Regions from separate parts of the Mus musculus genome. Here region 1 is linked to region 2. Evidence: chromatin loops called from intact Hi-C (ENCODE). Cell type or tissue: heart. All regions are shown on one strand. Each heading gives the region's core, and the rest is flanking DNA. Links, peaks and the distances in the headings are about the cores only.

Region 1 (16,105 bases), core at 7,541-15,540, 70 kb after region 2:
CAAATAGAAGCCTGTCATCTACTGTACTGGAATGAAAATGAAAAGATCAGGGTCATCCTTTAAAAATGGCTATAGAGCTGGAGACATAACTCCGGCGCTCTTACAAAGGACCTGAGTTCAGTTCCTGGCACTCATGTTCACAACCACAGGTGACTCCAGCTCCAGGTGATCCCAACTCTCTTGTGGTTTCTGCAAACACTTCCGAATCTGAATGCACATACAGATGCACACAGCCCTTGTAATCTGGAGCTTGCTCTGTAGACCAGGCTGGCTTTGAACTCATAGAACCCCACCAGCCTTTGACTCCTGACTTTTTTTTTTAAATGGGGACTGTGATGGTGGGATTGAACCCAGGGCCTAGTACTTGCCAGGTAAGGAATCTATCATTGAACTACATCCCCATCCTTAACACACACACACACACACACACACACACACACACGTATATGTATATGATGTATATATTACTGTGCTGTGCAGAGGTCAGAAGACATCTCCAGAGTTGGTTCTCTGCTGCCACCTTTTTTTGATCTCGGGTTGTCAGCCTTACATGCAATGCATGCTGGGACCTCTATTCGCTGAGCTGTATCCCTGACCTCAGATTCCCCTCCCCCATCTCTCCTTTTAAAATTTTTATTTTAGATGTAGTTGTGTGTGTAGTTATTTATTTTACATGTGTGGTGTGTTGCTCTTTGGCTCTCTCTCCCTTACTCTTCACTCTGCTTGTGGTTACATCCTCAAGTTTCCCTTGCTGTGATGAAACACCCTCACCAAAAGCAACCTGGGGAGAAAAGGGTTCCTTCTGCTTACACCTCCAGGTTTCTGCCTGACACTGAGGGAGCCAGGGCAGGAAGTGGAGCAGAAGCCGCAGAAGCCATGGAGGGATGCGGCGGCTTTACTGGCTGGCTCTGTCTGCTTGCCTACTTTTTTTTTTTTTTTTTTTTTTGACAGGGCCTTTCTGTGTAGCTCTGACTGTCCTAGAATTCTTTGCACAGACCAAGCTGGCCTTGAACTCAAAGAATCCTCCTTCCTCTTCCTCCCAAATGCATTAGAGGTGTAAGACAGGCTTCAGCCTGCTTTCTTACAGCACCCAGAACCACCAACCACAGGGAGTGGGGACCTCCACAGGCAATCTGGTAGTGGTATTTTCTCATTTGAGACTCCCTCTCCCCAAATGACTCTAGCTTCTGTCAAGCTGATAGAAATAAAAAGAAAGAAAAGAAAAGAAAGCCAGTACTTCTATGCTAAGGCAAGCATGATATCAGATGAATTAAAAAAAAAAAAAAGCTAGATTCATTTATTTTATTTTGGTGCTGGCAAGATGCCTTAGCTGGTAAAGGTGCTGCTGCCAATGTGACGTCCTAAATTCATTCCCTGGGGAAACTCCATGGTGGAAAGAGACAACAGACTCTCACAAGTTGCCCTCTGACCTACACAAGTATACCTGGTCTCACACACACACACACACACACACACACACACACACATTGCACATTAAGAGGAAGAGGAGGAAAAGGGGGAAGAAGAGGAGGAGGAGAGGGAGGAGGAAGAGGAAGAAGAGGAGGAGGACGAGAGGCCTGGAGAGATGGCTCAGCACTTAAGAACAATGGGAACACTGGCTGCTCTTCCAGAGGACCCAGGTTCAATTCTCAGCACCCACATGGCAGCTTACAGCTATCTGTAATTCCAGCTCTAGAGAATCCAGCACACTCATCCAAGCAAAATGCCAGTGTATGTGAATAGAAATAAATAAATTTTTAAAAAGAATAGTCAAAATAAATAAAATAAAATATTAAAGAATATATAAAGTTACTTTCTTTTCCCATTGCTGTGGTAAAATTCTCTGATGAATCGACTTAAGGAAGGAAGGATTTTCTTCTGGCCCACAGAACAAGGTACAGCCCATGTTGGTGAGGAAGTCAGATAAAGTGGCCTGAAGCAGCTGTTACAGGCGTCCAGAGTCAGGAAACCTTGAGAGTATGAGGGCATGCCAACTTACCAGCATTTAGCTGAGAGTGATTCAGGCATGCCATCTTGCCTGGCTTAGCTTTGAGACCTGTCCTTGCTCTCTAACCCTGGCTGGACCTTAACATTCAATCCTCCTGCCTCAGAATTATGGAAACCTACCACTCTACTTACCTTCCCTTTTTGTTTTGGTTTTTTGTTTGTTTCTGTTTTTTTGAGACAGGGTTCTCTGTGTACCCCTGGCTGACCTGGAACTTGCTCTGTAGACCAGGCTAGGCTGGAACTCAGAGATCTGCCTGCCTCTGCCTCCTGAGTGCCTCCATTAAAGGCATGTGCCATCACCACCTGGCTCCCTATTTTAGTTAAGTGTATGCTTGTGTGTGACTGTGAGCTTGTATGCTAGAGTGCATTACCTCACAGGGGCCATAAGAGGGCGTCAGACCTCTTGGAGCTGCAATTATAGGTTGTGAGCCTCTGGATAAGGCTGCTAGTACAAACTTTTAACCAGTGACACCTCTCTCCAGTCCCTCCTGGAACAATGTTTCACCTCTTTTTGCTAGAAAATATCCTTTGGGAAGTATACTATGAAACAGAGATATATAATCAAGTGTGTGTGCATGTGTGTGTGTGTGTATGTGTGTGTGTGCATTATAGATATACTATAGGCTGTTTGTGATGTATTGTTTATAAGGCCACTTGTTGACAAAGTGTATTTTCCCTGCCACACACCTTTGATCCCAGCACTTGAAAGGCAGAGACAGGGGCATCTCTGTGAGTTTGCAGCCGACATGTTGACACAGCAAATTTTAGGCCAGTCCTAGAGCCAAATAAAACAAAACCAAAACACAAAGAAAAAAATGAAGAAAAAAAAAGAAAGAAAGAAAGAAAGAAAGAAAGAAAACCAAAGTGGAATAAAGCAAAACTCTCACAAACCCAAAAGTCAAATTAACAAAAATAAAAAATAAATAAAAATTAAAACAATAATAGTGTTTTCAACAAATCATTAGTGAATTAAAAGAGAGACAAGATTTTATTTTATTTTATGTTCAAGATTTATTTATTTAATGTATGTGAGTACACTGTCGCTGTCTTCAGACACACCAGAAGAGGGCATCAGATCCCATTTCAGATGGCTGTGAGCCACCATGTGGTTGCTGGGAATTGAACTCAGGACCTCTGGAAGAGCACTCAGTGCTCTTAACCACTGAGCCATCTCTCCAGTCCGAGACTAAGATTTTTATTGTTGCATTGGGAGAAGCAGAAAGAACCAAACGTGTCAGACTTTGGTGTGCCCTGTTCCTCTGAGTCTCCGCACACTTGGAGAGACATGAAGGGAACCTGTGCCCAGTCCACAGAGGGTAGGTGCTCGAGTCACACCATACTGAGCCTGTGGTCAGCTGACCACAGAGGTGGGTACCTGAGTCCCCATGGCCCCCTGGAAGGTCCTATGTGCAAGTCCCTGACTCCAAATGAGGTAGTGAGGAACCCTGGCTCTGGGCTTTGCAGGCAGAGAAGAGCTTGATGCTGTCATCTGTGTAGCATGAAGCCTTGACTTCTAGGGATGGCAGGACCAAGAGCGGGGTGTCACCATCCCCCAGAATGTTGTCTGTGTTAAGAAAGGGTAATTATGAGTGAGGTCACTCTTGGTGACACACATTATGAGTCTAAAACGTGGTGAGTCCCCTCCCCCAGCCATACCCTGTCCCTGACCATAGCTATTGAATAGATCAGAGCCCAACATGGCTGGCTGCTGGATGCCCTATCTTGCATGGGGAACCTGGAGAGGAGAGCTTTTTGTCTTACCTGGGGCAGGGGACAGTGTCGACGAGCATACCACTCCTGGCAGTATAGGCTGACCTGGATGCCCTGGCCCATGAAGAGAAAGGTCCACATCAGGATGTTCCAGGCTGGACCTGTGTGCCTGTCGTTCATGGTGAAATTCAGCAGCCCTAGGTGTGAGGCAGGTTGTCAGTGCCTTGTCTCCTTTTGCCTCCCATGCTAGGGGCTGGGAAGGGATTTACACAAAGGAAACCCTCCCTCCCCAGATAAGACCTTGACCCCAGCTGCAGAAACTCCTAAAGGTCTCAGGAACTGGGAGAAATCCGTATTGCTCAGTTTACCCCTCAGTTCCTAAACCATGCTGTATTTCCAGCCATACCAAGCTTTCTTTCCCCTTCCCTCCTCCTCCCCTGATCAAATGCTTTTCTGTGGTCAGAAACCTTTCCCCACGTCCCTCAGGATATGGATGCCTATTGCCTGCCAAGGTCGCCCACACAGCCTTCTCCTTAGCATCTCAGGAGCAACCTGGCCGCCTCCCACAGGCTGCCTCCCATCTAGGGCCATAGAGGTTGCACTCACCCCCGAAAACAAGGAATAGCATCAGCATGACCGGGTAGAAGAACCCCAGGACGAAGCAGAAGATATACTCATGAACCACCGCAGACACCAGGAACACTCCCAGCATGGCCACCCCGCGAGCCCGCCTGCCTAAGAGCTGGGGGGCAGAGATGAAAATGAGCACATCTCGGGCAGCGCCTTCACAGAGAGTCCCTCCCTCTTCGTGAAGCCAGGAAGGAACGGGATTCAATGGGAAGGGTGTGGCAGCCCATACTAATCTCATTTAAGAGCAGTGTTCTGACCTGTCGGTCCATCTCTGTGTGATTTTACTGCTTTTGTATTTTGACAGTGTTGGAGACCAGGGCCTTATGAATGCTAGGCAAGTGCTCTGCTACTAAGAGTGTCCCCATCATCAACTTCCATCATCACCGTCATCACCACCATCAGCAGCACCATCATCATCACCACTGTCACCACATCCTTTGTTTTTGTTTGTTTGTTTGGTTGGTTGGTTTTTGGTGTTTTGAGACAGGGTTTCTCTGTATAGCCCTGGCTGTCCTGGAACTCACTCTGTAGACCAGGCTGGCCTTGAACTCAGAAATCCACCTGCCTCTGCCTCCCGAGTGCTGGGATTAAAGGCGTGTACCACCACGCTCGGCTCCAACCTTTGTATTTTTGAGACAGAGTCTCTCTGTGTAGTCCAGGCTATCCTAGAGCTCCATATGTAAGCCTTGAGCTTATAGAGATTCTCCTCCTCTGCCTGAGCCACCATACTTGGCCCCCTAGTCTTATATTTTGTGTGCATGAGTGTGCAGGCCAGAGGATGTTGTCATGTTACTTAAGCCCCTTTTGTTGTTTTCTGAGAGTCTTGTGTGTCCGGAACTCACCGGGTAAGCCAGGCTGGCTGGCCAGCAAACCCCAGACATCTGCCCTTGTACGTGAGTGAGGCAGAATAAAAGGAGGAGAAAGTCCCCTGTTGGGACCGAGAGAACTAAGGAGTGTGTACAGCTCATACCCACAGCCCATCTTGATACACATAGCTGTACAGCCAGTCATGGACCACGACGTTCCAGGTGCGGTAGTAGTTGGAGAAGGAAGTCGAGTTCCACCAGTCCTGCGGGGAGTGTGGATTTGGGAAGGAATGGACGGGAGATCTCAGGCCCCGGCTGCCGCTCCCCACCCCCACTCCCACCCCCACCAGCTCCCTAAGATCCCTCTCCCAACCCGGCCCCACTCTCCTGCCTCTCGGCAGAAGGAGAAGAGAACCTTGCTGCATCATCCACACAGAAGCAGTCAGCCCTGCCGCCTAGAGGTGAAGGACTGGCACCATCCCCACACCCTGAGGCCCACATTGCTCACGGCTGGAGACGAACAGCCCTGCAAGGTGGCGCCCACTGCAGTCACCCTCTTCCCCAACTCCGGGCCCTTGGTCAGCCTCCCCAGCTACAGCTCTCAGCTAGCCCCGGTCCAGGCCGCACCCGGTAGAACATCCTGTCTCCAAACCGCAGCATCTCGGCGAAGGCGTTGAGCCAGCAGTGCAGGAAGGCGAAGAAGATGAGGAGCAGCATGAAGATGCCTAGCGGGCAGGACAAGAGGTGCAGCCCCGCGGCCCTGACCGGGCTCTCTAGAGAGCCTTTGCCCAGCCAGTAGGCCCCCAACACTGAGCAAGCAGGCATTCACCGTTCACGCGTTCCTTAACACGCATATTTGCTGGTGTGCTTGACCCTGCCCTAGGCCTGAAAATCAGAAATACAGACTCACACTGCCCCTGACCCTTGGAAATTCATCATATCGAGACAGATGCACACGCGGTGAAACCCATATATGGATCATGGTCAGGTATAATGGAACTATTGATATGACAATCGGGAGTGTCCCAGGGGTGTATACAGAACAAGGGTGAGATTACTGAAAATATGGCTGAGAAAGGAGTGTGACTTTGAGGTGGCCACCTGTAATCCCAACAACGGGGAGGCCAAGAAGACTCAGGGTAGCTAGACTGAATGACGCAACATGGCACTATCTAAAAAAAAAAGTATGTGCAATAAAAAGGAAAAAGAGGACTGGAGAGATGGCTCAGCATTTAAGAGCACTGACTGCTCTTCCAGAGGTCCTGAGTTCAATTCCCAGCAACCACGTGGTGGCTCACAACCATCTGTAATGGGATCTGATGCCCTCTTCTGGTGTGTCTGAAGACAGCTACAGTGTACTCATATACATAAAATAAATAAATATAAAATAAAAAAATAAGCCGGGCGTGGTGGCACACGCATTTAGTCCCAGCACTCGGGAGGCAGAGGCAGGCGGATTTCTGAGTTCAAGGCCAGCCTGGTCTACAAAGTGAGTTCCAGGACAGCCAGGGCTATACAGAGGAACCCTGTCTCGAAAAGCCAAAAGAAAAAAAAATAATAATAATAAAAATAAATAAAATAAAAGTTAGAAAAAGATGATGAGAGAGGAAGACTGAGTTTAAGGCCAACCTTGGTAGAGGTGTCTCAAAAACAAGCAAAACATTAACATAAATAATTATAAACACTCAGAGCAGATGCAGGCGGATCTCCAGGCTTGAAGACAGTCTGCTCTACAGAGTGAGTTCCAGGAGAGCCAAAGCCACACAGAGGAACTCTGTCTCAAAAAACAAAAACAAACAAACACAAAAAACAAAAAACCCCAACCAAACAAAACCAAAAGCAAACAAAACAATTGAGAGTTCAAGTCCCTTTTGAGAAACTTAGTCAGACCTTTCTCAAGGTAAGAACTGAGGGCCTGGAGAGATGGCTCAGTAGTTAAAGAGCACCAACTGTTCTTCCAGAGGTCCTGAGCTCAATTCCCACATGGTGGCTCACAACCATCTATAATCGGATGCCCTCTTCTGGTGTGTCAGGGATAGCATGCTCATATACATAAAATAAATAACTAAATAAATCTTCTAAAAAAAAAGATTTAAAAAAAAAGGGTAAGGAGTGAAAAGGGGATTAGGGGTGTAGCTCAACAGTAAAGCCATGTGTGAGGCCTTGGGTTTACTCCCCAGTGCAGAAGGAAGGGATGTGGACTAAGAGAAGGAAGGAAGGCAGGCCTTGTAAAGCAGGGTCATGGATTATTAATCTGCAGGAGGAAAATCATCTGGTAGGCAAAGCCAGGCCCAGGCCGGAAAGGGAGAATGTGAGTGGGGGAGCTATGTTACCAGCTACAGGAAGATGCTGGTAATGAACCTGGACAGGAGAGGCAGGTGTAAGGAACTCAGAAACAGAGTGATGATTTCCCTGACAAGCCTCCCCTCAGGGTTGGACACAGCCTTCCGTCACCATGACGTCATGCTTACCTGGCCCCGTGGCATGCAAGATGGAGAGCAGCAGAGCCCGGGTGCTGAAGGGTTCCCGGCTCATGTTGGCAAAGACAGGGACACAGAGGCGGCCCAGGATGAAGCAGGCATAGAGCAAACAGCCCAGGACCTGCAGACAGAGTAGGACACATGGCTTTGGCAAAGCCACTGCCTCCTCCCCAGCCCCCCCTGCTTCTAAGCCTCCACGAGTTACAGCTGGCCATCTTCTACCCCATCTCCTGACCTGGGCAAAGTTCTTGGCCACATAGTTCCACCTGATGCTGGGTGTCCTGCAGCAGTGAGAGAAAAACATGGTGTTCACCCTTTTCATTCTCTGCTTGGTTCCTTAGCCCTTTCTCCAAGGCTCCATCCATTGCACAGGCCTGAATGGATTCCCTGGGGTGATGGGGGCGGACCTAGGATACTTTGAGTTCCCCAGAGCAAACACAATAAGTGGGTGTTTAGTTTAAAAGTCACTAAAGGTGCCCAATCATGAACAATTTCTGGGGTGTGGAGGACAGAACTGGATTGATCAATTGAGACGCTGGATCATGGCAATGTCCAGGGCAAAGGAAGGCGCAGACTGTTTCCCTGTTACATCCTTAGGAACAAGAGGCCGGTGCCTGCAGGAGAAGAGTACCACCCTTACTAGGCTTGAGCATTTGGGGAGGTGGGCAGGGTCTTACCTGGGGTATGTCTCTCTGTAGATAAGTGTAGGGCAGAAGAGGAAGTAGAGGTAGCTGGAGAAACTTGGGGGGCTGATGCCCTTTCCTGGGCAGGAATGAAAAGTGGGGGTCAGGATAGGGAGGGCAGAACTGTGGTAACTCAGGGGGCGGGGCTGGACTGGGCAGGGGATCCAGGGTGTGTGTTCGGTGCCGCTGAACTCGCTCTCATTCTAGATGGGCTGTGGCCAGAGCTTCCTTGGGCAGCCACCGCCCACTCTCTGTCATCCCTCTCTTTCCAGATTGGGACCAGGAGGTCTGGGTAACCGTGGTTCTCTCAGAAGTGGGCCTGAGAATGCTCATGTAGAAGGCCACTTAGCCCAGCTAAAAGTCAGAGCTGTGTCTGCTGGACAAGCGGCTTTCGAGGGCAGAGCTTTGCATCTTGTGGTTTCCCCAGCAGCTAAGATCACGATCCAGTCCACAATGGTGGGGGACCTCACCTCCTCTGACACAAAAGATCCCAGGCACAGTCTCTCTCAGGAAGGAGTAGCTTTTCATCAGCAATCTGACCTGAGGTGGAAGGGAGACCAAGTTGCTATGTGGTTCTAGAAAATAACCTCTCTGTACTCAGATTTACCACTGAGAGGCAAGCCAATTCAAGACCTGCCTTGCCCACAGTTTCTGGTTTTGTTTTTGTTTGTTTGTTTGTTTGTTTGTTTGTTTGGTTTGGTTTGGTTTTTGGTTTTTTATTTTAAGATTTATTTATTTTATGTATATGAGTACACTGTCACTGACTTCAGACACACCAGAAGAGGGCATCAATCAGATCTCATGTAGTTGCTGGGGATTGAACTCTGGACTTCTCAAAGAGCAGCCAGTGCCATCTCTCCAGCTCACATTTTCTATTTCTTTGTTATGACTTTGTAGCTTAACAAAGACTGGGCTGGGACGAAGGATAAAGGGAGAGAGAGTCTTCATCCGGCCAGAGTCACAGTGTTACCTAGCAACCAAACCCAGCTAGCTCGGCCCTTGTGAACGCTGCCTATCCTTGCCCATTCTCTGTTGACCCTTCCTGGAGTCCCTGGGGACTCACCTGCTCAAAGACCAGCACGCAGCGCGAGGCGGGCGGAAGCTCATGCCTCACTGACACGTGCACCGGCAGGACGCAGAGCACCACAGCGTGGGCAGCCAGCAGAACGCAGCCCAGGCTGGCCCCCAGCATCCAGGCACCCCCAGCGCGCGGCCTGGCCCACAGCCACAGGGTCTGGTAGGGCACTAGGAGCGTAGACAGGAACATGGGAACCCAGGTCATCAGCGCCAAGGGCAGCTGTCCGAAGCTGAAGAGGAGTAAGTCAAACTCCAGCATCAACCTAGGCAGATGGAAAGGAAGACAGTAACGGGGGCAAACTGAGCTGGTTGTTATGTTTTGTTTGTTTGTTTTTCTAGACAATTCTCATGTATTCATGTATCCCAGACTGTCCACGAGCTCACTTATGTAGTTGAGGATGACCTTGAACTTCTAATCTTCTTGCCTCCACCTCCTTAGTACCAGGATTCAGGCGTAGGTCACCTTAGCCTATGCATGCACTGCTGGGGTCAGACCCAGCCAGGGTTTCCGGGATACTAAGCAGGCCCTCTACCGATTCAGCTAGATGCAGAGCCAGCTGAGGGTTCTTGAAAGGCTGTGTTCTTAAAGTGTTTGGATTAGCTCCGGTACCGAAGGGACTTCCAGTGCAGGTCCTTGTCTCAGACACGGGATAGGCTTGACCTAAATGACCTTTGAGCCCCTGGTGAGTGTGAGTGTTGCAGAAGGTCTCAATATGACAAGTATTAGGATGTGGAGGTGAGCTTTCATTTTATTTTTTATTATTATGAATTTGGTCCCTCCGGTGTGTCTATAGTTGTAGGCCCAGGCTCATGGAAGGCTCCATGCTCAGTGTTTTGCACGCCTGGGTGGAAGGTATTAGAATTTGCTTAAAATCTCAGTTACCTCAGAAGCTGAAGCAGGAGGATAGAAGTCCTAGACTAGGTATAATCTGCTGTGCACTGTGTGAAAGCATCACCTAGCAACAAAAATCTGATGGCCAAGGTGGGAAGTAGAAGGTGGGACACCCCCAGAGAGAGACAGAGAGAAACAGAGAGGGATAGAGAGACAGAGACAGAGTCAGAGAGACAGATAGTCAGAGACAGAGCGACAGAGAGACACACAGCGACAGAGAAACACAGAGCAGAGACAGAGAGACAGAGAGAAGGGGAGGGAACTTGGGGAAAGAGTTAGACTCAAGGGAATTCATCACCAAGACATGAAAGAGGTTGGGTGTTTGAAACTGAGGAGAGGAAACCAGCTACGTGGCAGACATAGAATAGTATAAAAAGGTTAATTAAGTTATGACCTAGTTGGGGAACAAACCTAGTTTAAGGCCTAGATATTAATTCATGATTAATAAGCCTCCATGTCATTATTTGGGAACTGGGGCAGACATGGAAAAGACCAAGCAGTTACACTAGACTAGCTAGGACATAGGAAGCCCTTGTATCAAAAAAAAAAAAAATAAATAACTTTTAAAAAAAATGTGTTGTTTGAGACTAGAGAGATAGATCAGTGGTGAAGAGCATCGACTCTTCCAGGCTCAACTCCCAGCATAGCACTCACCTGCTGGTTCACAAACATCTCTAACTGCAGTTCCAGGGCAACAAATCTTCTCTCTGCCCTCTTTGGGTACCAGACACAAGTGATGCAGAGCCATGCAGGGAAAACATCTATATACATAAAACTAAATTTAAAAATTAAAATAAAAAAAAAAGAACGTGTGGCTTATAAAGGTGAAAAATGGGAGCTGGAGAGATGGCTCAGTGGTTAAGAGCACTGACTGCTCTTCCAGAGGTCCTGAGTTCAATTCCCAGCAACCACATGGTGGCTCACAACCATTTGTAATGGGATCTGATGCCCTCTACTGGTACAAAAAGGTACATACAGATAGAGCACTAGTACATAAAATAAAAGTGCAAAATGCAAACGGGATTTTTGCGGAGGATATAAATTAGTTGGTAGAGAGCTTCCCCAGGATGCGTGAAACTTCTAGGGTCAATCTCCAGTGTATGCCTGAAATCCCCGCACTTGAGAGGGGGACACAAGAGGACGAGAAGTTCAAAGTCTTCCTTAACTACATATTAACTTCAGGCCCATCCTGGGCTATGAGATTCTGTCTCAATCAAATAGATTCATACTGGAAACCACCTCAATAGCTGTTAATAAAGGACTGCGTGAACTAAATGTGGGTCTTCCACTTTCCGTAGTCACTAAAGATCAATAAGCTGACAAGACTTGGCTATAAAATCAGATATCTCACTTATAAACACCTCCAACAGCACGTATCTTGTTGGTTCTTATGGACATATGTATGTGAATGCGCAGGGAACATTCTAGAGCAAACTCAAACTATTAAACAAACAAAACCACCACCAGGCCTGCCTGGCAGTGGTGGCCCACGCCTTTAATCCCAGCACTCAGGAGGCAAAGGCAGTCGTATCTCTGTGAGTTTGAGACCAGCCTGGTCTACAGAGTGAGTTTCAGGATTGCAAGGATTACCCTGGGAAGCCCTGTTTCAAAACAAAATAACAATAACAAATAAACAAGCCAGACCTGGTGGCTCAGGCCTGTAACTTTAGTTGCTTGGGAGGGAGACAGAGGCAGAAGGATCAAAAGTTCTCAGCCACGGGGCTGGAGAGGTAGCTCAGTTAAGAGAAGGTTGAAGGCAGGTGTGGAGAATAGGCCAGGATATCTGACCAGGTCACTGTTTCAGGGGTGCCTACCTGCCCTCATCAATGAAGTCGATGGCCAGGGTGCTGATGATCAGGACGCATAGGCCCGCTATGAACATGTGGTAGATGGTTCGGAAATGTTGCACCTCCATTAGCTCACTGGAAGGAAGGAGCCCGAGGGGCAGGGAGGAAGCATCTTCAGCGGCCTGCAGAGGAGCTCAGGGCAAGCTTGTGGCTGGAGCTTCTCCTCCTAATTTGTCTTCCTCAACATGCCAAGGCAGCACCCTCTCCAGAGCCTCTCAGCAGACCACCAAAGCCCATGTGTGAGAACTGTAACATCCGTGGGACCCCCCCAGCCAAAGCCTTTCTCCTCATCCTTTGTCCTCACCCCCAACTTACTCGATCAGTGACTTGCGGGTGATGAAAACTTTCCGTTTTCCAGGGTGTAACTCTTGGGTCCTAGATTGAGACAGTTTTCAGAGCCAGGCACCAGAGGAAGAAGAGAGACTGCAGGGCAGTGCCGTGTGGAAGGTAATAAGAAGCAGTAAAGCTAGCCGAGGAAGGTAGATGGCTGAATGAGGCCTGGAAGATGGAGGAGTGTGTGTGTGTGTGTGTGTGTGTGTGTGTGTGTGTGCATGCATGTGAGCACATACATGTGCACATGTGCATGCATGTGCATACCCGTGAATCTGTGTGCTTGTGTAGGCATACACGCATGTGTGGGTATGTGCATTTGTGTGTGTTTCTGCATGTGTGTGCATGTGTGCATGTGTGTGTATGCATGTGCACGAGCAAAAGTGCATATGTGTGTGTGCATGCATGTGCGTGCATGAGTGCCTGTATATGCATATGTGTGAATGAGTGCCTGTGTGTGCATGTGTGCGAGTGTGTGTGTGTGTGTGCGTGTGCATGTGTGTGCATGCATGCATACGTGGCTGTGGGCATTTGTGTATGTGTTTCCACATGTGTGTACATATTGCATGTATGTGTGTGTGTGCATGTGTGTGCCTGTGTGTGTTTAGAGAGACAGGGTGATCAGGAGAGAAGAAGGGAGGCTGAAGGCAGGGTCATGTCAAGGCTGGCAAAGGGGCCTTGCATTCAGCTAGAGGAACACTGTCTTGGGACCCTCACTCACTTGCTTGTAGAATCTGGGGCAGCGGAGGGAAGAGGTCTGTCTTGTTTGGGGTAAGCTTGCATAGCCTCCCATAGGGCCCGATCCAACAGCTCTGCCAACTCTCTCTGTGCTTGCTCCAGAAACTGTGTCTTCACAGCCTATGGGACAAAGCCAGGCAAGAGCCCATTGTCCTTCCTGTCAGCCGTTCCTTTCTTTCACACTTTATTGAGCTTCTCTCTGAACCTTGCACGTTAAGTGCTGGGGAGCTAAGCATGGCGCCTGAGCTGCCCCAACTTCTGTCTCCTTCCTAGAGCATCAGTGAGAATAAAGAGCCATAGCAGGAGCAAACACCTGTGGTCCAGCTGTTCAGGAGGCTGAGCAGGAGAGTGGCGATTTTGAGCCCAGCTCAATGACAGCAGGGGAGAGGCTGTTAGTCAGGTGGCCTCCAGTCCTCAATCATTGACCTCTGAACTGTGACCTCACTAGCAGGAAGATCTCACCAGCTGGCTGTGGTTCTTGCCCAAAGGCCACTGTTTTTTTTTGTTTTTTTTTTTTTGTTTGTTTTTTTGTTTTTTTGGTTTTTGGAGACAGGCTTTCTTCGTGTAGCCCTGCCCTCAGACTCACAGACTTTCGACTGCCTCTGCCTCCCAGGTCCTGGGTTTAAAGTCATGTGTCACCACCGCCCAGCTAGCCCAGTTCTTTTTTTTTTTTTTTTTTTTTTTTTGGTTTTTGGTTTTTGAAGACAGGGTTTCTTTGTGTAGCCCTGGCTGTCCTGGAACTCACTCTGTAGACCAGGCTGGCCTCGAACTCAGAAATCCACCTGCCTCTGCCTCTGCTTCCCAAGTGCTGGGATTAAAGGCATGCGCCACCACACCCGGCTCAAGCCCAGTTCTTTTTAATTTATAGTTGTAAGCAAACCTAACAGATTATTTATCTTAAGTGTGTGTGTGTGGGGAACGCCAGGGCCAAGAAGTGGGAGTGGGTGGGTGGGGGAGCAGGGCAGGGGGAGGGTATAGGGGACTTTCAGGATAGCATCTGAAATGTAAATGAAAAAATATCTAATAAAAATTGAAAAAAAATTGTGGATAGGGGAAAGAAATCTAGGTTGGCATTATCCAAACAATGTTACCAGACAATTTAAGTGAGGTTTTTGAATATTTATACAAAAGCTGCGGCTGCTAAGATATTCCAGTGGGTAAAATAATTTACTATGTAAACCTTGTGACTTGATTTTGATCATGAACTCACAGTGGAAGGAGAGAGCTGACTTCTAAAAATTACACAGACATATACAGACACACAGATACACACAGACATACACACACACAGACAGATACACACATACAGACACACACAGAGACAGATACACGCATACAGACACACACAGACATATACACACAGACACACACACACACACGCAGAGAGATACACAGATGCACACAGAGGAATGCACAGACACACACAGACAGACACACATAGACACAGTACTACTACTACTACTACTACTAATAATAATAATAATAATAATAGGGCTAGAGAGATGGCTCAGTGGTTAAGAGCACTGACTGCTCTTCCAGAGGTCCTGAGTTCAATTCCCAGCAGTGGCTCACAACCATCTGTAATGGAATCTGATGCCCTCTTCTGGTGTGTCTGAAGACAGCTACAGTGTATCATATACATTAAATAAATAAATAAATAAATAAATAAATAAATAAATAAATCTTAGATAAATAATGATTGGGGGGGTTTGTTTGTTTGTTTGTTTGTTGAGACAGGGTTTCTCTGTGTCGCCCTGGCTGTCCTGGAACTCACTCTGTAGACCAGGCCTGCCTCTGTCTCCCAAGTGCTAGGATTAAAGGCATGTACCACAACTGCCTTGGCTACTTTTTATTTCTTAGACAGGGTTTTCTGTAGCCCAATCTGGTTTGGATGTTATTGTGTGGCCAAGGGTGACCTCAAACTACGGATCACCTGGTCTCTACTTCCCAAGTGCTAGGATTACAGCTGTATGCCATCACACCAGTTGCCATCACACCAGTTGCCATCACACCAGTTTTATGTGGTGCTGCGCATCAGGTAGATTGGCACTCTACAAGTTTAGCCACATCCCCAGCCTGTCCTTTATGACTGCCGTGATCCCTCACCTCCATATGTCGAGTCCATTGCACCAAGTCTGGGGTTCCGTGTGTCCTTGCGTTCCCTAGGAGGAAGAACCAAAGGGGACTCACTAGGGAGGAGTTAGGTGTTCTGTGTGCTCACAGCCTCCGTTCCCAGTCAATATTTAGAATCGTGGGTAGAGCCACTAGCCAGGGAAGTGACACACACAGTGGCGAGAAAGAGCCTGATGCAATTGCTGGAAACAGGGGACCCAAAACAAGGAAGTACTCCATTCACCCCTAATGAAGGCCAAACCACGCTCTGAACATTTCTCCATTGCCAGTCCGCGTGCTGGGGGGAAAAGGGCAGAAACTGCCTTCTCTGGCTTCCCAGAACAGCCAGAGGAAAGGAAGTGGCCTTAGCGGCTAGCTCTTACACACACCCATCTCAGGCCCGCCTGAGTGTCTGGAGCGTGGGGGATGGGAGGGCGGCTCACCTTCTCCTCCACGGGCTCCCTTCTCCTGCTCCTCTCCCAGCCCTTCTCTCCTCCGAAGCTGGGGCACCTTTGGCTGCATGGTGCCAGTGTAGAGCGGACAGCACACAGCTGTTGTCTGTCTTCTTCCTTTCTTTCTTTCTCAATCTACCTACAGAGCTTGTGTCCCACTCAGAGATCTGACAACTCCAGGGACTAAAGTCCTTTCCGGAGCCCCGTTGAGGGTTAGATAGGTTATCTGCAGGCAGTGTTTCTCATACTCTGGCCCTGCCTGTGGCTTTCACAGCTCTCTCACCACAACCACTATGATCAGCTTCACGCTATTGCTATTTCACTTTCGGGAGTGAGTCTGT
Region 2 (16,105 bases), core at 4,397-12,396:
GAGCCAGGATTTTAACTCAGGCAGGTTGGCTTCAGAGTCCAAATAGCTTAGCTGTGGTACTCTCAGGAGTCGAGACTTCTAGGGAAAGACCTTGATTCAATCCAGGTTATAATTAGTTAAATTTATTGATACTGGTAGCAGGACAGCAATCTCTGAGCCAAATTAGAGTCTGCCACTCAAAGGGGAATAAGGGATGAGGAAAGGATTTTTAAAAATGAAGACCACAAGACCTTGAGTATCTGCATATGCAAGCCAAGAGCTGTTTTGCTCTGCCAAGAGGTAGTAGTCAAGGGGACCTCAAAGTAGTCCAGAATGTCTGCACAAGAATGTCAGAGAAAACAAAACAAAACAAAACAAAACCAACAACAGCGACAAATACCGATTCTATCAAAACAAGTACAGATGTAGGCTTGTGGGTGAAGGCCGGTGTGTCAGGGTTACTGGGAACTTATTTTCCTGGCAAATCAAAAGACAAGTGGCTATTGGAACCAAGATGGATACCTAGCACGAAAGGCAGTCATCACAACTCAATGGCCCCTGAGTTTTCCAAAGGAACAGAAACCACCTTCCTTCATGTTTCTTCCTGTCTGCTCCTTCCTCTCTGTGATACTGGAGAGAACATTGAGTTTTGGAAGGAAGCTGAGTTGGATTTAGATTACAGCCCAGCAGCCCCTTGCTACCTGTGTGACATTTTGCAAAGTCGATCTCTCTTTAGAGTCTGGGCTTCAATCTCTGCGTCTGTGACATGTGTGGGGGCAGGGGTGGGGGCACCGCCACTATCCGGCGCTGTTCTGGTGACCCTTCCTTGTACTTCTTTAGCACAGGAGCAGTGCTTAGTAGATGGGACTCCTAGGTCCTTTCTTTACCCAGCCCACTCCTATCTGCTCCACCTTCTGCTAGATCAGCCACCCTCCAAGAGTCCCCCCACCCCAGGGTGTGTCACTTCCTCCTCTGCTGCCTCTCCATCTGTACACAAGGGCTGCCACTGCCACCGGCGGAGGAAGGGCTGCTCCTCCTCAAGCACCTGTGAGTACCCTCAGGGCAGCAGCCCACCCACCTCCTCCTCTCACCCAGGCCTACTTGTTCCCTACCTCTCTGTGATCTGGGCTCTCCAGTGCTCTGTCTAGTCTTGAGAAAGGCTCTGAACCCCCTTCTGCACTCCTATGGTCCCCACTATTTCTTTCTCGGTTATCCCAGCCTCCTGCTGCTCATCCATTTGTTTCTCCAGTGGAGCCAGAGGGAGGGAAGGAGATTGCGATGCTATACGTGAGTGTTTTCTGAGAGCTAAGGCTTACTTACTCTTGTGCTTCTCCCAGCATCTCCTGTCTGTCCCTGGCTGCTATCTTTGCAACTTGATGTTTTTTGCACAGTCCAGAAGTCTTCCCACTTGGCACCTTAGCCACAGACTCCACATTCCTGGTCTACTGAGGCTTGCACTGTACATGTGCATGCTCACACACATGCACACACACACACATGCACACGCACACATACGCATGCGTGTGTGCATGGAAGGAGACAGGCAGCAGGTGGCAAGATACATGGATTGCCAAAGAAGGGAGAAAGGGACAGAATTGAGAGGGGCAGGAGAGGTCATGTATGAGTTCAGAGCCCCCTTTAGGAGAGATGAGTGGACTTGATGTCTCTGTCTTGTGGGGGGAGTGGAAGTGAAGCCCCATCTATGAGATGAGTCAGAACTAAATTTTGTGCTGCAGAGTCTCGAGCCTCCCTGACCACAGCGCAAAGCACGCAGGTCTGAGGTTTCAGTGAGGTTAAGCCTGGGGTCAGCCTCTCCCTGAGAGCAGAAGCTCTGTAATGTACTACACCCATCTGAGGTCACATGGGGTGGTGAGCAGGATGGGGTGTTCAACGGCTCAGTACCCCACCCTTCCCCATACTCCCTGTAAAGAGCATCAGTACCTGAGTCTGGACCCAAGCTGAGGGGGTTGTGGTTGCTGGCTAGCAGGCTCTTGTACACTGCTGGTGGCCATGGGAACACCATAGCACAATCCCTAGGGAGCTTACGCTGCAGTCTCTACTTACCAGTGTTGCCGGCGGGTACTGCCAGTCTTCCAGAGGGTTCCTTGAGAGTCATCTGCACGTGTGTGATGGCTGCATGTGCTTTCCTTGTGTGTGTGTGTGTGTCATGATTAGTCACAGTAGGCAATTAGAAACCATTACATTTTTGAGACTGGAGAGAGCATTCGGTGGCTAAGAGCACTTGTTGCTCTTGCAAAGGATCCAGGTTTGACGCCCCCCTCAGCACCCACATATTGCTTAACAACCATCCATCACTGCATTGGCAAGGGACCTGATGCTTCTGCGCTCTGGGGGCACGCGTGACGTTAGACACATCAAGGAGAAGGAATTAATCCGACCAAAAAATATTAAAATCTAAAAGAAAGAGAAGAAACTATGAAGGTTTTAGGTGAAGTCGAAGGTGGAAACGAGGGGTTTTAACATGCTTGTCAGATGCTGTGCTAGACATCCATCAGACCCCAGATAATTGAATGTGACGCCCATCATTTTAGGTTAACTACTTGTTAACTCACACAGAGGGAGTTTATAAGGAATTACGGGATCTCTCTATGTAGTCCAGGCTGGTCTAGAACTCCTTATGTAGACGAAGCTGGCCTTAAACTCACAGAGATCCACCTACCTCTACCCGCCCTGCGCTATCAAACATGGCTCTGCAGCTCCAGTTCTGGTTTACTAATGCTTAGCTTTATGTTACTACCACACACACACACTCTCTCTCTCTTTTTTAAAGATTTATTTATTTTATATATGTTAGTACTCTGTTGCTGCCTTCAGACATACCAGAAAAAGGCATCATATCCCCTTATAGATGGTTGTGAGCCACCATGTGGTTGCTGGAAATTGAACTCAGGACCTCTAGAAGAGCAGTCAGTGCTCTTAACCACTGAGCCAGCTCTCCAGTCCCCATATTGTCTTGAATAATGTAGCATTATTAATTTTGATTAATGAAAATGTCTTTTGAGACATATGGTCTAGTCTGGTCTTGTTCTTCGGCCTCTATCTCCAGGTATTGGTATAACAGCATGCATCATCCTAACATCTTTTATTTTTGACTCACTGCCTATTTGATTTTTATTCATTAAAAAAAAAAATCTCTAGTCGGGTAGTGATGGCACACTTCTTTAATCCCAGCACTTGGGAGGCAGAGGCAGACGGATTTCTGATTTCAAGACCAGGCTGGCTTCTGCCTCTCAGGTGCTGGGATTAAAGCTGTGTACCACTATGCCCAGCTGGGCCTGATTAATTTTAAAATTAACCAATTGACTAAATTTTGACTTCCTACAGCTGAACTCTCAGCCACAGGAAATTTGGCTGGGTATGGCCACTCACACCTGTAATCCTAGCACTTGAAAGGGCAAAGATGCCGGGCAGTGGTGGCACACACCTTTAACCCCAGCACTCAGGAGGCAGAGGAAGGCAGATTTCAGAGTTCTAGGCCAGCCTGGTCTACAGAGTGAGTTCCAGGACAACCAGGGCTACAAAGAGAAACTCTGTCTTGAAAAACAAACAAACAAACACAAACACACACACACACACACACACACACAAACAAAAAACTGAAAGGGCAAAGACATATGTTCAAGCCCAGCCTGGGCTACACAGTGAGGCTCAGGCCAGCCAGGTCCCTGTCTCCAAAACACCAACACCAAAGCAGCAACAGAAAAGCAACTGGAAAGTTTACTTAGAGAGTAAAGATGCCTACAGTCGAGCCTGATGCCCTGTCCCACAAGATGTCCTTTACCTCCACACACATGCTATAGCATGCTGTGGCATGTGCATGCTCTTCACTATCAATTAACTACACGAGCATAGAACACAAAACAAAACTCAGCTAAATGCACCAGGCTGGAGATACAGCAGATATAACATATCAGGTTATTGCCAAAGCCCCAGCTCTTCCCAAGGACTTGCGTTTGGTTTCCATGGCGGCTCACAACCATCTATAACTTCAGTTCCAAGGATCCGATGCTCTCTTCTGCCCTCCAAGGGCACCAGCGGCACTCGTGGTGCACAGACATAATAATAAAATGAAATATAGATCCCCACATCAATGAGGATTTCTTAGTAGGTGCCTTTCCTCTGGTTACAAATTCCCTGTGTGAAACCACCTTTCCCTGAGCACACACTTCCTCATCTCTACTCCTTGCCTCTCTTCGGCTTGGGTAGACTTCAAGGCTGTCAGATGTTTTATTCAATTCCTTCACATAACAGATGTGGAGATTGAGACAGTGGGTGGGAGGAGAGGGGAGGCAGGGGAGAGCCTGGCACTTGTGTGTTACAGAACCATTGAGGGATCTAGGTGGGATAGAATCTGGTGCTACCTTCACTTCGGCTTGGAAAACTGGTGAAGAGATTGGGGTTCAGTCTTACTGTTCCAGACTGTCTCACCCTTTCCTTCCTGCCTTCTTTTTTGTTTTTGAGAGAGATCTCACTGTATAACCCCTGCCTTGCCTGGAACTCACTGTGAAGACCAGGCTGGCCTCAAAATCACAGAGATCTATCTGCCTCTGCCTCCCACGTGGTAGTATCACTACACCTGGATTTAAAAATAGAATTATTATGTCTATGCACATGTACCTGTGTGGGTATGTATGTGCACATGGGTTCAGGTGCCTGTGGAGAGGGAGTTAAGGCAATGGTGAGATGCCAGAAAAAGGCTGGGAATAGAGTTCATTCGGGTGCTCCAGAGAACACTGCATGCTTTTTTTCCTCCCCCTAAGATTTTATTGATTTTTATTTTATGAGTATGAGTGCTTTTTACCATATGTGTGTCTATGCACCACATGTAAGACTGGTACTCTTGGAGGCCCAAGAGTGTGTTGGATCCTCTGGAACTAGAGTTACAGGAAGCCGTGAGCTGGCGTGCCACATGGGTGCTGGGAATGGAACCCAGGATGGGAGGGCATCCTCTGGAAGAGCAGCCAGTGGTTTAGATGGCTAAACCATCTCTTCAGCTCCACAGTGCTCTTAACCATTGAGTAGACTCTGCAGCCCACAGACCCTTTCTCAGGCTACTCTGTCCACCCTGGGTACCTGAAGTGGTCTCTCCCTTGCTCTGGCACCTGTCACTTCCCACCATTTTGGAAAAGCTGCTGAATCCACAGGGGGCTTCGTGAAACTCTGAGGAGAGAGATGGAGTTGGGGTAAGATTCAGCTTGGCAACCACAAGCTAAGTTTAGAGGGCTCTCGGGCCCTCCCTGAGGATTTGTGTGTCTGCCTTTATATCTCGTCACAGGCCATGGTGGATTCATCAACTGTTCTCATTTTTCTGCTGGTTCTGGGCGGAGGTCAGAGTGAGTTAGATACCAAGATTACATCCTCTGGGGAGGCCGCAGAATGGGAGGATCCTGACCTGTCTCTGCAGGGATCCTGCCAGCCAGTTCCTTCCTGCCAGAAGTGTATTCTCTCACATCCCAGCTGTGCATGGTGCAAACAACTGGTAAACATGGGTGTGTGTGGTCCTGAACATGTGTGATGTGCGTTGTGTAGGTAGATTTGTGATTTTTTTTTGGGGGGGGGGGAATACTGTCCCTTCTCATGTGTGACTGAATTTGGACAGACAGGATTCCAATGTGTGACTCATATGCGTGTAAGTTTCTGAGCATACGTGAACAGAACCCGTGACCCATGAGCTCAGAGGAAGATGTCCTTGTGGGAGTTCGTGCTTCTGCATGTGAGAAAGTAGACTGGCCAGTTACGTATTCTGTGACAACATGCAACAGAAACATACTTCTTATGAATTGAAAGGCTTGGAATTCAAGAGCAAAGTGCTGGTTCATTTGGTTCTCTCTGGAGCATTTTTTCCTGGCTTAGAGATGGGCTACCTTCCTGCTGTATTACGACATGGGGTTAGGGTGTGGGGAGGAGACCCCTCTGCTGTTGACTCTCTCTCTCTCTCTTTAAAAGATTTATTGATTTTATTTATATGAGTACACTGTAGCTGTCCTCAGACACACCAGAAGAGGGCATCGGATCCCATTACAGATAGTTGAGAGCCACCATGTGGTTGCTGGGAATTGAAAGCAGGTCCTCTGGAAGAGCAGTCAGTGCTCTTAACCTCTGAGTCATCTCTCCAACCCTATTGATTCTTTATAAAAGATATTTATTTTATGTGCATGTGTGTTAGTGTGTGGATGTGCACCCCATGTCTGCAGGTACCTGTGGAGGTCAGAAGAGGGTGTTGGATCCCTAAGAACTGGAGTTACTGGTTGTAAACCATCACATGGGTGCTGGGAACTGAACTTGGGTCCTCTTAAAGCGCAGTAGGTGCTGTTAACTACTGAGCCACCTCTCCAGCCCCAGCTGTCACATCTTAAGGGGCACATCTCATCTCAAGGGTCTCACTCTCAGGACTTCACCTAAGCCTAACCTCCACCCAAAGGCCTCACCTCACATACCATCAAAGTGAGAGTTAAAAATTAAGCACAAGTCAGGAAATTATGGCATGTGCCTTTAATCCAAGCACTTGGGTGGCAGAGGCAGGCAGGTCTCTGTGAGTTCGAAACCGGCCTGTTCTATAATGTGAGTTCTAGGACAGACAGAGCTACATATTGAGGCTCTGTCTCAGACAGTAGATGGATAGACACATTGATAACAATAGATAATTTGGAGGGAGAATCCAGTCCATAACAGAACATGCATGATGAGGCTTCTGAGTCAGGCATGTATGTGCAGATTATGATTTCCCGGCATGCATTCTGGAGAGGGAAATATATGAAGGCTTCCAAAAACCTGTGGATTTATGTGAGTGTATGGGAGGAGGCCACTGGGAAGGTCTGGGGTACCTGAGGGGTAAGGATGCTGGGGAGTGTGTATTCCTTGCTGGTCAAAAGAGCTGTTCTTGGGCTGGAGAGATGGCTCAGGGGTTAAGAACACCGACTGTTCTTCCAGAGGTTCTGAGCTCAATTCTCAGCAACCACATGGTGGCTCACAACCCTCTGTAATGGGATTTGATGCACTCTTCTGGTGTGTGTCTGAAGACAGCTACAGTGTACTTATATACATAAAAATAAATAAAAAATTAGTTTTTTAAAAAAGCTGCTCTTTATGGATGCCTTAAAGAGGAAGTGCTCAGCCAGGCGTGGTAGCACACGCCTTTAATCCCAGCACTCGAGAGGCAGAGGCAGGTGGATTTCTGAGTTCGAGGCCAGCCTGGTCTATAAAGTGAGTTCCAGGACAGCCAGGGCTATAGAGAAACCCTGTCTCGAAAAACAAAAAAAAAAAAAAAAACAAAAATAAAAAAAAAAGAGGAAGTGCTCGTGGAAGGGCCTCTGAGGCAGTCTCTCACAGAAAGATGGAGATTTAGATAAGTGCAGGCTTGGTAAGATAGACACACTGACAGGCAGCCATGTTTACAGCTGCCTAGGGGGCCCAAGAAACTACTGATCATGAAACTCCGTAGTCAGGGAGGCAGAGGACCTAGACAGTGGCTAGAGAGATAAGCCCCTGGGAACAGCTGCTGGTCTGTATCTACCTCTTCCGTTCCCTAGGGGCTGGCACCATTGCCCACGGAGAAGCCACCTAGCCATTTCCTTCCCCTGCGGCTTGTCAGTCAGTGCAGGGTACCAGACGTCGTGTGTGTGTGTGTGTGTGTGTGTGTGTGTGTGTGTGTGTACGCGCGCGTGCGTGCACGTGTGTCTTTCTGTCGTCTTTATCGTCCTCCTTCCCAGAAACTGGTGTGACTGACCCCCTTCCTATTTTAATCTGGCCATGCAGGGGAAGATGGACTACGGGGTGGTTTTTCTGTAACCTTGAAGACCCTGAGATCTCAACGGAAGTTTGTAGCTCTAATGAGAAAGCATAGGTGGGAGACTTCGGGAAAGGGGACGTTGAGTTCCGGAAAGCGGGGAGGACTGCTACTGGAAGTGGGCGCTGATGAAGAAGAAAGTACTATAGGTTTTCCATAGTAGCTGTGGAGTGAGTGAACTGTAAGAATAAATCAGGGCTCATTGGAGGCTGGCTGAGAACAGACCGGGATGTGCAGGCGATTGCAGGCGGCAGGGTTTGCAGGGTGGTGTTGTTAGTCGGTTGAGGGGCCGTGGGGGCTGGGGTTCAGTGAGCCTCCTCTTGGGGTACAGAACTTCACTGCCTCGGGAGAGGCAGAGGCGAGGCGCTGCGCGCGGCGAGAGGAGCTACTGGCTCGCGGGTGCCCCGCGCAGGAGCTAGAGGAGCCGAGAGGCCGCCAGGAGGTGCTGCAGGACAAGCCGCTCAGCCAGGGAGATCGCGGCGAGGGGGCCACCCAGCTGGCCCCGCAGCGGATCCGCGTCACGCTGCGACCAGGTGAGTCCGGGGCAGCGCGGGGTGCAAGTCTGGGCTGGCCTGGAATGCACTGGGCTTCAGAGTCTATCCTCCCTTTCTCTATCAGGGGAGCCCCAGAAATTCCGGGTCCGCTTCCTCCGAGCTGCGGGGTACCCCGTGGACCTATATTACCTTATGGACCTGAGCTACTCAATGAAGGACGACTTGGAACGTGTGCGCCAGCTAGGGCATGCCCTGCTGGTCAGGCTGCAGGAGGTCACACATTCTGTGCGCATAGGTAAGCAAGCGCTACCTAGACCCTGCCAGCCCTTGTCACTGCCTTTAGCTTCCACTATACTCTCCCAGTATTTAACAGACTCGATCATTGGATCTTGACATCTCTCCCAAGAGACACTCATCTAGGTCTAAGCTCTCGAGGAGCTTTTGGATTGACCCTTGAAGGTTCCCTTGCTCTACAGGAGGACCAACTGAGGCTCAGAATTTAAAAGACTATTCAGACAGACAGCTGCCCACCCAGTGTTTCTGGATAATCTAGATGCAGTGTTCCTGTTCCACATTCTGTAATGATCCCCCCCCCCCCCCGTCCCCTATGGCTCAAATTCACCCCGTGCCAGGTAGTGGCGGTGCACACCTTTAATCCCAGAAGGCAGAGGCAGGCAGAGCTCTGAGTTTGAGGACAGCCTGGTTTACAGAGCCAGTTCCAGGACATCCAGGGCTACACAGAGAGAACCTGAGTCAAAATAAACAAGCCCCCTTTAAAACACCGGCTTGGTGCCGCCTGCTGTTTCTACACCCTTGACCCTGGATGCCTCAGCCTCCAGGAAGCCTGGATGCTGCTGTTGGGTCCTCCTCTTCATCTCCTCCATCCCCACCTTCTTGAGTCACATTTTTGCCCTTGCCAGGTCCCTGTCATCTAGGTGTATCATCTGAGTATTTAGCAGGGACTCTTAAATCCTGTCGATGCCTTGTGATCTTTGGCACAGCTCCCATCGCTTTCTGCTTTCAGGTTTTGGCTCCTTCGTGGACAAAACGGTGCTGCCCTTTGTAAGCACCGTGCCCTCCAAGCTTCACCACCCATGCCCCAGCCGACTGGAGCGTTGTCAGCCACCCTTCAGCTTTCACCACGTGCTGTCCCTCACCGGGGACGCTCAAGCCTTCGAGAGAGAGGTGGGACGCCAGAATGTCTCTGGCAACCTGGACTCACCCGAAGGCGGCTTTGATGCCATTTTGCAGGCTGCCCTCTGCCAGGTGAGATAGGGTTAGGATCTGAGCCCAGGAGCTGTCTGGGGCCAGGACTACCTGTTGTTATGGATATGTGCCGTATCCATATCATCTCACTGAGGTGTGCATGCTTACCTTAACAGTTATCCGATACGATGAAGTAAACGATCATGAAGAAGAGGCACTTTTCCTAGTTCATAAGAGGGCCTCCACTAACAACAGGCTTGTTTGGAGGAGGGTGTTCAGAGACCTTGGAGCAGAGAATTAGAAATGGGAAGGGAGGGCTCAGCGGTTAAGAGCACTGACTGCTCCTGAGTTCAATTCCCAGCAACCACATGGTGGCTCACAACCACCTGTAATGGGTTCTGAAGCCCTGTTCTGGTGTGTCTGAAGACAACTACAATGTACTTATATATAAAAAATAAATCTTTTTTTTAAAGGAAGAAATGAGAAGGGTGGGGGCAAACAAAAATGACTCAGAACAATCTTGCTAATTTCTTTCACTGGGATATCTCAAATGCTATGGCAGGGTATACAGGTTGCCCCCTTTCCCCTCAGGAACAGATTGGCTGGAGAAATGTCTCCCGTCTTCTAGTGTTCACTTCAGACGATACATTCCACACAGCTGGGGATGGGAAACTGGGTGGCATTTTCATGCCCAGCGACGGGCGGTGCCATCTGGACAGCAATGGTGTCTACACGAACAGCGCAGAGTTTGTGAGTCCTCCCTCCCCCATCTGAGCCTCATTCAGGACTCTTTGGTTTATAGTTTTCATCGGGTAGCATCCTGGAACACTGCCATCATTCGAGGCTCCTCCTGCTGGTGGGATTTTGGGTCCTGGCTTGCTTTATTCAGTCTGAGGGTACTTAGCACACTGAAGGAAGACCAGCAATAGTCACTTGTTCCCTCCCTGCCTCAGGACTATCCCTCTGTGGGTCAAGTAGCCCAGGCCCTCACTGCAGCGAATATCCAACCTATCTTTGCTGTCACCGGTGCAACACTGCCTGTGTATCAGGTGAGAGTTCTCTGAGGAAAGACTTCCTGATCTATCCCGTCATTTCTGAGCCCCCGACTCCAACCTAGTCTGTTCTTCCCACACAACTCTTTTCAGACCCCCCCAGGAACCCATCCTCCTAAAGCTTTATTCTTTATCTCTCTCTCTCCTCTTCGTAACACAGGAGCTGAGACAGTTGATTCCCAAGTCTGCTGTCGGGGAGCTGAGTGAGGACTCCAGCAATGTGGTGCAGCTCATCATGGATGCTTATGATGTGAGCAGAGAGCGTGGGGGGCGGGGGAGTAGGGGCGAGGGAGCACGGTCCTCAGGTGGTGGGGCATAACTGTAATTAAAAAGGCATGAGTTCTATCCTATCACAGCTCCTATCTACAGTTTGCACATGGCTGCCCTTAGCTATTCGTATATTCACATTCATAAATATAATTACATGTTATTCTTTTGGCCATATTAACAATTGAACCTAGAGCTTTATTATGCTAGGCAAGCACTCTGCTACCCAGCTATACTCCTTACTCTATCTCTTTTTTTTTTATTTGTTTGTTTGTTTGTTTGCTTGTTTTTGGATTTTTGAGACAGGGTTTCTCTGTGTAGCCCTGGTTGTCCTGGAACTCACTCTGTAGATCAGGCTAGCCTCAAACTCAGAAATCCGCCTGCCTCTGCCTCCAGAGTGCTAGGATCAAAGGTCTATCTCTTTTTACTAATCTAAAAAATATTTAAGGGACGCTGGAGAGAGGGCTCAGTGGCTAAAAGCACTGGCTGCTCTTCCAGAGGACCTGGGTTCAATTCCCAGCACCCACATAGCAGCTCACACCTGTCTGTAACTACAGTTCCAGGGGACTTAACACGCTCACACAGACATGTATGCAAGTAAAACACCAATGGACATAATATCTTTAAAAAATGTTAAAGACATACTTGCAGGTAAAACATCTATATACATAAAATAATTTAAATTTTAAATATTTAACATTCATATGTATATATATAATGTGTTTAGATCAAATCTAACTCCCCATTCTTGCCTCTACAGTTCACCAATATATACCTACCATTTTCCCTCTCAACTTCACGTGGTCTTTTTCTTTTAAAAGATTTATTTATTTATTATATGTAAGTACACTGTAGCTGTCTTCAGAAACTCTAGAAGAGGGCGTCACATCTCATTATGGATGGTTGTGAGCCACCATGTGGTTGCTGGGATTTGAACTCAGGATCTTCAGAATTAGCAGTTAGTGCTCTTAACTCTGAGCCAGCTCTGCAGCCCCGTTCTTTTCTTTTTCTTTTTATTTTTTGAGAATCCTTGACTCCATTTAGAGCTGCATGTATGTACGCCACCCAGCTTTTTTTTTCTTTCTTTCTTTTTTTTTTTTTTTTCCTGCCCAACCTTTAAATTTAATTTTGTTGTTTGTTTTTAGAGATAAGAGTCTTGCTCTGGCCGGGCAGTGGTGGCACATGCCTTTAATCCCAGCACTTGGGAGACAGAGGCAGGTGGGTTTCTGAGTTTGAGGCCTGGTCTACAGAGTGAGTTCCAGGACAGCCAGGGCTATACAGAAACCCTGTCTCCAAAAAAAAAAGAGTCTTGCTCTGTAGCCCTGGCTGGCCTGGAATTCACTATGTAGATCAGGCTGGCCTTGAACTTGTGGCAATCTATCTGCCTCTGCCTTCTAAACTCTGGGATTACAGGTATATGTATACCAACCAGCAGGCTCAGTGTAGACAGTGCTGGGGATTAGATCCAGGGTCCCTTGTTTGTTGGGCAAGTGTTCTAACCCTGAGCTACACTGTCAGCATTTTCCTTTTTATTTGGAGACATTGTGTACACTGATCTATCCATGCCCTTGCTTGGACCTTAGATTACCATCCTATGCCAAGAGGTCCTGCACCACACCTGCTTCATAACTATTATCATCCACATTTAAAAAAAAAAAGATTTATTTATGAGTACACTGTAGGTGTCTTCAGAGACACCAGAAGAGGGCATCAGATCCCATTGCAGATGGTTGTGAGTTACCATGTAGTTGCTGGGAATTGAACTCAGGACCTCTGGAAGAGCAGTCAGTGCTCTTAACCACTGAGCCATCTCTCTAGCCCTACACTGCATTTGTAACAACTCAGGAACAGAATTTTATGGAGCTTGAATGTCTCTTGAGTTTAAGGCTCATTTCTGTTCTAGACTGTAGACCTTGTTTTACTTTTTTTTTTAAAGATTTATTTATTTATTATATGTAAGTACACTGTAGCTGTCTTCAGACACTCCAGAAGAGGGCGTCAGACCTCATTATGGGTGGTTGTGAGCCACCATGTGGTTGCTGGGATTTGAACTCCGGACCTTCGGAAGAGCAGTCGGGTGCTCTTACCCACTGAGCCATCTCACCAGCCCTCGTTTTACTTTTTTAAAAAATGTAAATACAGGGTCTCTCTATATAGTCCTGGTTGTCCTGGAACTCAATGTGTAAACCAGGGTGGCCTTGAACTCATGGCATGTAGCACCTTGCTTGACTGTGGCACAGTTGATAGCAAGGACTGTGTTATTATCTGGATGAGGTGACACGAGCCTGTGATTCCACACATGGGAGGCAGAGGCAGAAGGATCAGGACATTTCAAGGCCAGTTTGGGCTACAGGAGACTCTTTTCTCAATAAACAAGGATGTGTTCTTGGCCTTGGTGAAATGAGTGGAGATGTAGAACTTAGTGGCCGCCTGCCTGCCTAGCATACCTGATTAGAATCACTGCCCCTACCTAACACCAATCTCTTAACCATGGAGAAAAGTCTTGAGACAGTGTTGGCCTCTGCAGACCTGGTTTGGGTTTGACAAACACACCCTCAACATGGACTGCCAAACTGTCGCACATGAAGCTCTAGCTCCTGGGTATCCCAGGGTGGTTCTTCTTTCAGAAATGAATTCTAAGTGGGCAGGGTGAAAAGAGAGCCGGACCAGGTGTAACTATGAGGGTAGAAAGCGGTGTGCGTTGGGGGGCTCGCCTTCACAGATGATTCTGTCCTCCCTGCCTTTCCACAGAGCCTGTCATCCACTGTGACTCTTGAGCACTCTCCACTCCCACCAGGAGTCAGCATCTCCTTTGAATCTCACTGTAAGGGTCCTGAGAAGACGGAGGGTGAGGCTGGGGACCGGGGACAGTGCAATGATGTCCGAGTCAACCAGACGGTAAGCCAGCCAGCCAGCCAGCTGTGATAGATACGCTTTCCCTCTTACCACGGGAAAAGTGGATGTGGAAGTGGGAAAAAAGGAGGAGAAACCATGCGGGCAGCCATGAGGAAGGGGTGTATTTTCTTCTTTTCTTTTTGGTTTTTTCGAGACAGGGTTTCTCTGTGTAGGCCTGGCTGTCCTGGAACTCACTTTGTAGACCAGGCTGGCCTCAAAGTCAAAAATCCACCTGCCTCTGCCTCCCAAGTGCTGGGATTAAAGGCATGCACCGCCACTGCCTGGCAAAGGGACACATTTTCACTTATTCTTAGTTTACTAAGGGCTGGTGTTTGAGCGGTCAGTGAATTGTGTGTGTGTGGTGTGTGTGTGTGTGTGTGTGTGTGTGTGTATGTGTGAGAGAGAGAGAGGGGAAGAGAGAGAGAGAGAGAGAGAGAGAGAGAGAGAGAGGGTGTGTACAGCTTTGTCTGGCCCTCCTGCCTTCAGGTGGATTTCTGGGTCACTCTTCAAGCTACTCACTGCCTCCCAGAAGCCCACGTCCTACGACTCTGGGCTCTTGGCTTCTCAGAGGAGTTAACTGTGGAGCTGCACACAGTGTGCGACTGTAACTGTGGTGATGCCCAGCCTCACGCTCCCTACTGCAGTGATGGACAGGGGGACCTTCAGTGCGGGATATGCAGGTGAGGGTTTTATGAACTCTGCTTTCTATCCTCCTGGAGTCACCTAGGTATCTCAGGAATCTACTTGAATGTCATACCCCAAAGCTTCCCATATATGCTAAGGCCTTCGCCTTGACCTGAATCCCCCTCCCCACCCTGACCCTTGGTACACTTCTATCTGAGTTTGTTTCAGCTGCTCTGTCTCCTTCTCCCTTGAGAACATGACCTTAGTGCAATGGTTCTCAACCTTCCTAACACTGCAACCCTTCAATACAGTTCATGCTTTAGTGACCCCAAACCATAAAATTATTTTCATTGCTACTTTATAACAGTAATTTTGTTACTGTTATGAATTGTAAATATCTCTGTTTTCCCATGGTCTTAGGGGACCCCTGTGAAAGGGCCACTTGACTCCCAAAGGGTCACAACCCACAGGTCGAAAACTGCCGGCCTAGGATATCTTGAGAGACAGGTCAGAGGTAATCAAACTCTGACCCATCTCTCTGCTTTCCCTTCCCAGCTGTGCCCCTGGCCGTCTTGGTCAGCTGTGTGAATGCTCTGAGGCTGACCTGTCCTCCCCAGATTTGGAATCTGGTTGCCGGGCCCCAAACGGGACAGGGCCCCTATGCAGCGGGAAGGGTCGATGCCAATGTGGACGCTGCAGCTGCAGTGGGCAGAGCTCTGGGCGTCTGTGCGAGTGTGATGATGCCAGCTGTGAGCGACATGAGGGCATCCTCTGTGGAGGTACCTAGAGCCTTTGGGAGGAGGGAGAAGGAAGGAGAGCAGGGAGGGGTAGGAGGGGGAGTAAGGAGGAAGGAGAGAGAGGAGGAGGGAGGGGGAGAAGGGAGTAGGAAGGTGAGAAAAGAGGGGGGAACAAGAGGGAGGCGGAGGAGGAGGGTTTTCTAGGGCACTTACAACTCTGAGAGCAAATTTCAAAGACTATAGTATTGAGCCAGAGGATGTGCCTGGCACAGCTGACACAGACTGTGGAGGCATACTGTGCCAACTGTGTGTGAGAATGGTGGTCACCCTCTGCACGGTTCTTCCCTAGGCTTTGGCCACTGCCAGTGTGGAGTATGTCACTGTCACGCCAACCACACCGGCAGAGCTTGCGAGTGCAGCAAGAGTGTAGACAGCTGTGTCAGTCCTGAAGGAGGGCTCTGCAGTGGGCACGGATACTGCAAATGCAACCGTTGCCAGTGCCTGGATGGCTACTACGGGGCTCTGTGTGACCAGTGCCTAGGCTGCAAGTCACCATGTGAGCAGTACAGGTGAGGCCTCTCGCCCTTTACCTCGGGATCTGGGGCAGGGAGGCTTGCTGGGAATTCCTACCTGCCTGTTCTCCTTGAGGGTGTGTGGTGAGGGCTGGTGGGTAACAGCTGCCCAGATGTGAATCCACTGACTGGCATTCACCGGACAGGGATTGTGCAGAGTGCGGGGCATTTGGTACCGGTCCCCTGGCAGCCAACTGTAGTGTGGTCTGTGCTGACGTGAATGTGACCTTGACCTTGGCCCCTAACTTGGATGATGGCTGGTGCAAAGAAAGGACAATAGACAACCAGCTGTTCTTCTTCCTGGTGGAGCATGCAGCCAGCGGGATCGTACTGAGAGTGAGACCCCAAGAGAGTAAGTGGGCAGAGACACCATGTATATGATAAGTGGAGCTTACCAGGCAGGACCTCAGAACTGGGGATGTGAAAAAGATAAGGGTAATGGGTTTGAAACAGTCACCAACCTAGGGCAAAG

The links. Peaks named below come from ENCODE experiments on the same cell type or tissue, not always from the same donor. Only the 100,000 strongest peaks of a DNase experiment are listed, where the experiment ranks them.
Region 1: a loop joins it to region 2, with 2.6 times the contacts of the local background. A loop is called at or near these places in 1 of 42 quality-filtered maps.

Annotation. Positions count from the first base shown.
Region 1 is chr15:102,150,363-102,166,467 of GRCm38, reverse strand. It overlaps Soat2 (sterol O-acyltransferase 2), which reads right to left and starts at 15,893. Exons shown (of 15, transcript NM_146064.1): 1 at 15,756-15,893; 2 at 15,307-15,362; 3 at 13,184-13,320; 4 at 12,448-12,507; 5 at 12,100-12,207; 6 at 9,380-9,656; 7 at 8,787-8,856; 8 at 8,311-8,395; 9 at 7,869-7,914; 10 at 7,625-7,754; 11 at 5,781-5,878; 12 at 5,318-5,416; 13 at 4,324-4,459; 14 at 3,769-3,914; 1 more. The coding sequence starts at 15,834. The coding sequence ends at 3,521. In heart, for the core only: a CTCF peak has its summit at 11,250 (motif pointing left); a DNase peak (open chromatin) is centred at 15,537; H3K4me3 peaks cover 571 bases; H3K27ac peaks cover 360 bases; H3K27me3 peaks cover 290 bases.
Region 2 is chr15:102,216,772-102,232,876 of GRCm38, reverse strand. It overlaps Itgb7 (integrin beta 7), which reads left to right and starts at 942. Exons shown (of 15, transcript NM_013566.2): 1 at 942-1,026; 2 at 5,276-5,479; 3 at 8,118-8,319; 4 at 8,405-8,575; 5 at 9,305-9,546; 6 at 10,078-10,236; 7 at 10,440-10,535; 8 at 10,699-10,788; 9 at 13,557-13,703; 10 at 14,187-14,380; 11 at 14,880-15,103; 12 at 15,411-15,630; 13 at 15,780-15,985. The coding sequence starts at 5,279. In heart, for the core only: no CTCF peak of the experiment used is centred there; DNase peaks (open chromatin) are centred at 7,506 and 8,216; H3K4me3 peaks cover 1,488 bases; H3K27ac peaks cover 1,038 bases; H3K27me3 peaks cover 2,753 bases.